Regions from separate parts of the Mus musculus genome. Here region 2 is linked to region 1. The links are chromatin loops, found by intact Hi-C in ENCODE. Cell type or tissue: left cerebral cortex. All regions are shown on one strand. Links, peaks and the distances in the headings refer to the core of each region. The heading gives the core; the rest is flanking DNA.

Region 1 (4,384 bases), core at 289-4,288:
ATGAAGGAAAACATGAGGTCTCCTTCTAATCTTGATGGCTTGTAAAACAAAGACCAAAGAGGGATAAAAAAAAAAAAAGGCACTGACTCATTTGACCACAAGCATTACAGAGACCTACTATGTGCCAGTCCTGTACCATGAAGAGCAGGTGTGACATAGACTTGGCTCCTTGCCACCAACTGTAGTCGGGGTACATATGAGTGATGTACCCCAAGACAGACTTTGCTAAGACGTCTATAGGAAGCTCAGTCTCTGCTACAGGAGACTGGATTGGGAGCATCTAACCAGCAGGAGGATGAGACGCGTCACCAAAGATGTGGTGTGAGCACCCGTGAAGAAGCTGCAGAAGGTGCCATATTATTGAATAACTACAGACCACACAACAGGAGACCTAGCTAAACATGTGCTGCAATTTGCCAGCTTCTTCTCAGAACTTCTCTCTCCATGGTTGGGTTGGCTGGTGCCAGGCCCTCTGACTGCCAAATCTGCACTAGAGAAATGACACTCCTATGCAAGCCAAAGACCCTGGATTATAGAAAGAGGAACACTGAGGTGGGAACAGATGCTCCGAAGGGGCTCCAAACTTCCTGGCTAGTTCACTTTTTTTTTGGTTTTCGAGACAGGGTTTCTCTGTGTAGCCCTGGCTGTCCTGGAACTCACTCTGTAGACCAGACTGGCCTCGAACTCAGAAATCTGCCTGCCTCTGCCTCCTGAATGCTGGGATTAAAGGCATGTGCCACCACGCCCAGCTTGTTTTTTTTGTTTGTTTGTTTGTTTGTTTTTTGTTTTTTATTTTATTTATTTATTTATTTTGCTAGTTCACTTCTATACACAATCCTGACTCCGTGTCTATTCTTCACAGTACTTCCAGCCCAGGCCCTTTAGAAGGCCCGAAGCTAGGGACAGTGGGCAGCAGCTCTCTGATGGCTGGGGATCCAGGGAAACATTATACATCAACCACTCAGCTGGTTCTTGGCACAAGGCCTGTGGTCAACAAGTTTGAGCTCCCTCCTCATACTGCAAGGTCAATTCCACGTGTAAATCCCAGAGGCTCCAAGGCTCAGGTTACATCAGCTTCTCCCCCCAGGGCCTCCCTGAAATATGCCAGATCAAAACACTCTTTCCTGGAAATCACAATCGTATGTATCAGTACCATTGCATGTGGGCAATTTACATATAAGCATACTTAACCCTCACAGTGACATTATTATATTCGTTTTAAAAAGCTCTAAGAGAGAAAAATGAGTTGTTCTAGGATGCTTCCTAGGAGAGGGGAAAGCATAGCTCACCCCCAAAGTCAAGCACTCCCACCCTCTTACCTAGCTTCTGATGGTCCACAGTCCTACAGCTATAGGAAAGAGACTGCATCCTACCCACACTCCCACCTCTCTGTTGAAAAAAGTGTGGCAGAATCATTTGTATACTATATTGCAAAATAAGTGGAAACCGCCAATTTAACACAACGAAGTACACATATTTTATAATGTGCTCATGCCAGTGAACTGTCTTGAGCCCTGTCAGTCTTGAGTGTATCCTTGTTTGGTCTGAGGCTCAAACTCCTTATAGGCTGAGCTCCTCCTCGACAGCCCGTACCCACCGGCTCCGGACCTGTCACAACCCAAGCCTGTCCATAAGCACGGGCTGAGAGTCCGAAAGAGGATCTTATGCGCTGCGGTCTGGGCAGGGAAGCAGCTTTGAGGACAGTTCTAAAAGGATGTCCCCTTCGGCTGCTCCTCCGCAGAAGAACCGGGTCTTAACCTCGAGCTGCTCAGAAGGCCCTGTCTGCCCCTCCCGGGCGACTGCAGCGCCGCACCCCAGACCCCGGCCCCGTTTCCCCGCCGAGGGACTCCTCGCTGGCTCACTTTTACCTTAGTTGACCACCGCGGGAACGGCCGCGAGCACCCCCACCTGCAGGTCTCCGTCGAGAACGCGGAAGAGGCGGAGCTAAACTCAGGGGGAGGGCCCGAGCAGAAGGAGGCGTGAGGGGGAGGAGTCACGCCTGCGCCCCGAGGGCCACACGTGGCGAGAAGCAAGGCCAGTTCACTGCGCAGGCGTGGCATATCAGAGCGTCCTCTGGTTGTTGCGGGTTTCTTTTACAAGCGGAAAGTGGAAGACGCTGCAGGTGCAAATAGTTACTTCTGCGAGCCAGAACGGAGTTCTTGTAAACCTGAGGGCAGCTCTGTTAAGTAAAGTTTATTTTTGAGACAAGGCCTTTTGTATACTCCAGACTTGACTTCAAACTCGTTTTTCTTCTGACTCAGTCTCCAGAGTTCTCTGATTACAGACGCACACCACCGGGCATGACTGTAAAATTTCTATAAAGGTCTGCGTATACAGAAGTTCATTACTTCCGGTAATTAAATTTTTTAAATTGTTGTTTTTCTAAATAGTCTCACTATGTAACCCTGGCTGGCCTCAAACTTAAAGAGATCTACCTGCCTCTGCCTTCTGAGTGCTAGTATTAAAGGTGTGTGCCACTACAGCAGCTAAAACAACAGCTAAAACAAATGTTCTTAAAGATCTATTTCTTTTTCTCTCTCCTCTCTGCTCTCTCTCCTCTCTGCTCTCTCTCTCTCTCTCTCTCTCTCTCTCTCTCTCTCTCTCTCTCTCTCTCTTCTCTCCCCCTCCCCCCTCCCCCCTCTCCCCCTCTCCCCTCTGTGTACTAATTAGAGTAGTACCCCAACCAGCCTCCTTGCCTCACTTCCACAGGCTGCAGATGCCTGAGACGGGAAGACGGGGTGCTTGGTTTCAGTTCAGGTTCTGACGCAGTTTTCTTTTGTGTGGTGAAGTAAACTTCCCTATCCCATTCAGTATTGTTGTTAGGGTCTGGAGAGTAAGGGGCTTAAAGAGCATCTCCGTTTCCCATCACTCCTCTAAAACACATTTATTCCCTCTTCTGGCCTATGTGTTCAACTATATGAGGGAAGGAAGTGGAAGTATTCAAGACTTTGCTAGATTTCAAATCTAGATGAAGACTGGAAAGGGACGTCTTTTTCCCAAGCATTTGTATTTACTTCCTTTCCAAATTTGAGTCCCCTTCAAAGGCTGGATATTGCAATCTCTTTCAACTTATAACCTTCCAGGCCCACCAAACTTCGTGTCTTCACTGCCCTTTCTAGTCTATTCCCCAACCCTTGATAGCCAACCAGTCCAGGGTCACTCAAGCATAGATTGGGATCCAGATTCTCAAAATTACTACCCACCTCCCCATGGCAACCATGATGGTTAATTAACATTGGATAAAGGCTCTAGGGTGCTCCCAGGAAGGAGGGCAAACCATGTAGAACTCAGACCTTCCTCTGGCCTATTTGACCGCATTCCATAGTTCCATACTGTGGTAGCCACGAACATATAAAAGGGCCACAGGGCTCATGAACGCTGAGTTCATCCAGCATCATTAGTCAGTGTGGGATGTTCTGCCCCAGGGTGGAGGTGACAGCTTATTCCCTGTTCCCTGTCCCCTCAATGGATGCAGATCCTGAGCCAACAAGACAACTAAGCCCTGGCTTCCCAGGTAAGTTGCTTTTGTTAGGTTTTGCCTGTTTAGGTGAGAGTCTTCTTATTTCTCATTACTAAGGTCAAAGCTCTCCCTCTTTGTCCTCTAAGCATCCTTCTCAGACTCTCCAAGCAAGTGTGTGTGTGTCTGTCTGTGCATATGTCCTTCCTAACATATTTCCAGACATCTCAAATTTGAGATAAATTTAACTCTTCCACAACGTACATGGACTTTCTAACAGCTGGACTGTCCAGTGACTGAAGAGATAATGATTTGTAATGGGTTTGAAAACACTCTTTTAGAACACTGGGCTCTGGGCATTAGAAGGAACAGCAAAATGGAAAACCTTCCAGATTCTAGAGCAGATACTGGGGGTGGGGTGGGTGGAAGGAGAGCCAGGCAGCTGGCTAAAGACTTGTGTCAATCACTTGAGACATGTTGAGTATTAGCTGGATTATTATCATGTCCATTCACAGGGTGAGGATGAAGGAGCTTAGAGGTCAGACCCTCACCCCTACTTCTATTTTAAAATGATACTTCTGCCAGGTGTGGAGGTGCACACCTTTAACCACAGCACTCAGGAGACAGAGAAAGGTGGATCCCTGTGAATTTGAGGCCATCCTAGTCTACAGGGTGAGTTCCAAGGTAGCCAGCACTACATAACGAGACCCTGTCTCAAAAAAAATCATTACTACTGTGTATGTGACATGAGTGGGACCCCATTCCAAGTGGCGTCTCTTCTTTTGCCTTTATGTGGGTCTTGAGAATTGAACCTAGGTCATCACGCTTACATTGTTGGGCAGTAAGTGCCTTTATCCACTGTGCCATCTTGGTAGTCTACCACTTCTGATCATAAAATAGAAAGTGGTTTATAGAGGGAAGGCTAGA
Region 2 (4,384 bases), core at 188-4,187, 54 kb after region 1:
TGTAGATGGGCTGATCTTTTCTTTTCTTCTGGAAGGACTGGGTCAGCCCAGCTAATAAGCACGGATGTACCTGAGCTTGCCATGGTGAGTGCATAGAAAACAGGGGCACCGTGCGCAGGAGAGCTCTTGCTGTGCTCTAGGCACATAGAAAATAGCTAACACACTGTCCCTACTTGAAGAAACTTACTACCTAGTTGTATAGACAGATACATAAATATGTACAAACGCACTGCTGATAATTATAACCGTAACAAAATTTTGCTCAAACATCCTTAAATGACTGAGGTGGTTTCATGACTGTACTTTTGACTGTGTTATTATTTCCCATATTTGGAACACATTCCTCCAATGATTTAAGAGCTAGACCTAGACCATAGTATTTGCAGTTTAGGTATTAGATTGGTCTAGAGAGTGGCAGAGAACTAGCATGTGAAGGTTTTACATCAAGCGCTAAGCAGTTTGGACACTGAAGAATTCAATGGGGCACCTTGGGAAACTCACTTTCTGAAATATTAGTATGTATAAATGTTGATGGGAATGACCCAAGGAAGGAAAGAGACCATTATTGGCCCCTGAGTAAGTCTGAATAGACCCACTAAGTACTCAGTGAGATGAGACACCTCTTTGGAGACACTTGTGTATTAAAGGGATCAGAGAGAAGTGGGTGGAGAGGACTGCAGGTCAAGTACTATTTTAAAATCAATTTGAGACTATCTAATGTTTGAAGGAGAGCAAAAGTATTCACTCATTTATTCCATCATTGCTTCAAAAAGCTTAGAAGATCACTCTATTCGTGGTAAAGTGACAGACAGGTGGAGGGTTCCAGGGCTAGAAGTGGTAAACCCTAGTGTCTTAGTCAGGGTTTCTATTCCTGCACAAACATCATAGCCAAGATGCAAGCTGGGGAGGAAAGGGTTTATTCAGCTTACACTTCCATACTGCTGTTCATCACCAAATGAAGTCAGGACTGGAACTCAAGCAGATCAGGAAGCAGGAGCTGATGCAGAGGCCATGGAGGGATGCTCCTTACAGGCTTGCTTCCCCTGGTTTGCTCAGCTTGCTCTCTTATAGAACCCAGGACTACCAGCCCAGGGATGGCACCATCCACAATGGGTCCTCCCACCCTTGATCACTAATTGAGAAAATGCTTTACAGCAGGATCTCATGGAGGCATTTCCTCAACTGAAGCTCCTTTCTCTGTGATAACTCCAGCTTGTGTCAAGTTGACACACCAAACCAGCCAGTACACCTAGTTAGAGGATGCTGCTGCCCCGCGTGAAGACGAAGAACTTAAGGGAGTGGAATTAAAATGAGACAAAATGCAGAGAACTTCTAGCCGGTAACGTCTGGCTTCCTTTCAGAAGTGCCTTCCTATAGCACCAAACTCTCAGACCACCATTCCTTACCTTCATCCTTCGTCCTGGAACTAGGCACCCACTCTACCTACCTTAACAGCCATAACCCTACGACACTTTTCCTCCTCAGTGCTGGAGATGGAACTCAAGGCCCAGTGCATAGTAAGCAAGTTCTCTTCTACTAAGCCACACCTCTTTCATCTTCACGGTTTACCTTCTGGAAGCTGACGCCTTAGGAACCCTGGTTACAGTCAGATAAACCTTAACCAACTGTGTGACCTCGGGCAAGACTCTACCTCTCTCCAGATCCCTACATTTCCTTAGTGAGAGGGTTCAATGGGCAATACAAACGTAACATTATCATATCAGTCTTTGCCACAATCCCAGTCTCCTTGTCCAGGCAGTCAGGGCCCTAAGCTGGGAGAGCCTGTGAACTTGATCTCTCAGGCAGGTATCTGCTGACTCAACATGTGACCTTGAGCAAATCAAATGCCTTCGCTGAAGGTCTTCATTTTCATCTTCCTAAGTAGGGGACAACTTTCTCTGAGCTGTCTTCTTCATAGGGCTTTAAAGAGTGTTTTGACGACTGTGGAAAGACCCAAAGAGTCTGCAGAGATGTGACTTTAGGCAAGTGGCCTGGCCTCTCTGAACTTGGAAACAAACTATTGGTATAGCAGGGCCAGGGCAAGCCCACCGTCCCGGAGAGTAGTGCATGCCGGAAGCTCTGCCCGCCGGTCGTGAGTCCCCACCCCCACCCGACCAGGACCGCACCTGCGCAGCTGCTGGATCTTGTCCCGGTAGCGGTCGTAGAAGGGGTTCGCTTCCAGCTCGCTGACCCCACTGCCGTCTGCTCCCTCGGGGGGCAGGCCCGAGCCCCGGCGCACCGGGAACACGCGCAACTGTGCCGGTGACACGAACCCCAGCCCCAGGGCGCGGCTGCGCACTGCACACAGGCCTCGGTAGAGACCCGCCACCTGCAGGACTGCGGGGCACGCTCCACCCGCAGCGGACACTACCGCCGCCATGGCCGCCTGCGACTCCCCCTCCTCCTCCTCGGGCGCGTCAGCCTCGGCCCCCGGCCCGCGCGCCTGCTCCATCTCCCGCAAGGTCCGCGAGGCCCGCGTTCCGCCACCGAGGTTCCGCGCGCTCAAGGTTCCGGGTGCTGGAGTGGAGAAGGGACAACGACGCTTCGGGCTGGCAGCTCCCGGTTCTGCCCACCCGCTCTAGGGGTGTCGTGGCGCGTCTCCTCCCGGGAGTCTGCCAGGATTCACCCCACCCCCTACCCCCGACCAGCAGCCTCTGCGCGCCAGGCTTCTGGAAAGCTGGCTTGCATCTTCGGGTTCTCACAGGGCTTGCCCCTTTTCTAAATTTACTTGGCACTAGCTGTAACAGTTTCTTTAGCTGCAAAGGATGTCTGAACATCATAGCTGAAGCTTCTCTTTATCAGTGTCTATTTGCAGAAGGTTCCATTGGCCTCATACCCTATGAAGTAGATATTAACCTCATTTTACAGATGGAGAAGCTAAACAGGCTGTGAACCATTAAAGTAGTAAGTTCCACCTAAAAGCTAAGCTTTTTAAAAACGCAATGCCTCTGAAGTCTGGGTTCCTTCCTGGCATTTAATTGAACTACTTTCCTCAGAGACATAAGGAATTATCCTGGACAAGTCTTTATTTGGGCTCTCCCCTTCTCAACCAAAATGTCACCATCTTCATTTGCTGAACCAAACTTGAGCTTAGGAACAATGGTATCTCACCTGCTACCATCCAAAGCAGACCTTATGTGAGGGCAGTCACATGGAAGTCCTTATCTGGACCTTAGTTGATAGGAACCTCTCCCGAGGCAGGAACAGGGACTCCAAACTCTGTTCAATACAGCCTGCGCTCAGACATCAGACTCTCGATGCTGGGACAGTGCATTGGGAGATATGGAAGTCTGACTTTGCTGGCCTGTACCTGGCTCAGAATTTTTCCACGTGCTGTTTCCTCTGCTCAAACAGGCATGCATTGCCTCCTCCTCATCTGGAACTCAGTTCTCTCAGCGCCTCAAAGAGACCTCTAGAGAAACCTCCCCATCCTTTAAAAAAAAAAATTGTGTTCAAGTGTGGTGAAGCACATGTGGAAATCAGAAGACAATTTTGTGAAATAGGCTCTCTCCTTCTTTTCCAGTTTCCAACTCCTTTCCAGCTGATCTAATTCAGCTCTCCAGGCTCACAGGGCAAGTGCTTTTAAGCTGCTGAGCCATCTCTCCCCCATTCCTCCTTATAGTCTATCTTTACTCTTCCCCCACCCAGAGCTGAGGACTGAACCCAGGGCCTTGTGTAAGCACTCTACTAAGCTAAATCCCCAACCCTTTCCAGTCTTTTTTTTTTTTTTTTTTTTGGTTTTTCGAGACAGGGTTTCTCTGTATAGCCCTGGCTATCCTGGAACTCACTCGGTAGACCAGGCTGGCCTCGAACTCAGAAATCCACCTGCCTCTGCCTCCCAAGTGCTGGGATTAAAGGTGTGCGCCACCACGCCGGGCCCCAGTCTACTTCTTACAGAAGATATAACTATCCAAAACTTTAGACCTCTGGTGGTCTGAGGTAGGAATGCCTCCCACAGACTCAGGTATTTGAATTCTTGCTCCCTGTTGGGGAGGGTGTGAACCTTCAGGAGGTGGAGGCTTGCGGGAGGAAGTATATCAATGGGTAGGCTTGAGAGTTGTAGGCTTCCCCACTTCCAGGCACTGCTTTTTGCTTCCTGCATATGGATAAGGATGTGATCTCCCAGCTTCGTACCCCAGCCACCTGCTGTCATGTCTCCTTTGTCATTATGGATCCCCTCCCCCCTTCTAGACCCATAAGACAGACAAACAAAAATACCACCACCACCAACAAAACAAAACAAAAACGAAACAAAAAAACAAACAAAACAAGGCCTCCGTCTATAAATTGCTTCACAAAAAATTGCTATTTTTATCACAGCAACAGCAATGTTTACATAAACCCATAGAATTTATGTAAATACCTTGTTTACAGAAACCCATGG

What was found. Hi-C counts contacts between places; a loop is a spot of excess contacts. Peaks named below come from ENCODE experiments on the same cell type or tissue, not always from the same donor. Only the 100,000 strongest peaks of a DNase experiment are listed, where the experiment ranks them.
Region 2: a loop joins it to region 1, with 4 times the contacts of the local background. A loop is called at or near these places in 8 of 42 quality-filtered maps.

The regions. Positions count from the first base shown.
Region 1 is chr4:115,836,766-115,841,149 of GRCm38, reverse strand. Mknk1 (MAP kinase-interacting serine/threonine kinase 1) reads right to left here and starts at 1,952. Exons shown (of 13, transcript NM_021461.5): 1 at 1,869-1,952. In left cerebral cortex, for the core only: a CTCF peak has its summit at 1,869; a DNase peak (open chromatin) is centred at 2,005; H3K4me3 peaks cover 1,418 bases; H3K27ac peaks cover 924 bases.
Region 2 is chr4:115,783,047-115,787,430 of GRCm38, reverse strand. Atpaf1 (ATP synthase mitochondrial F1 complex assembly factor 1) reads right to left here and starts at 2,425. Exons shown (of 9, transcript NM_001369233.1): 1 at 2,127-2,425. The coding sequence starts at 2,380. In left cerebral cortex, for the core only: a CTCF peak has its summit at 2,348 (motif pointing left); DNase peaks (open chromatin) are centred at 1,870 and 2,489; H3K4me3 peaks cover 1,850 bases; H3K27ac peaks cover 1,669 bases.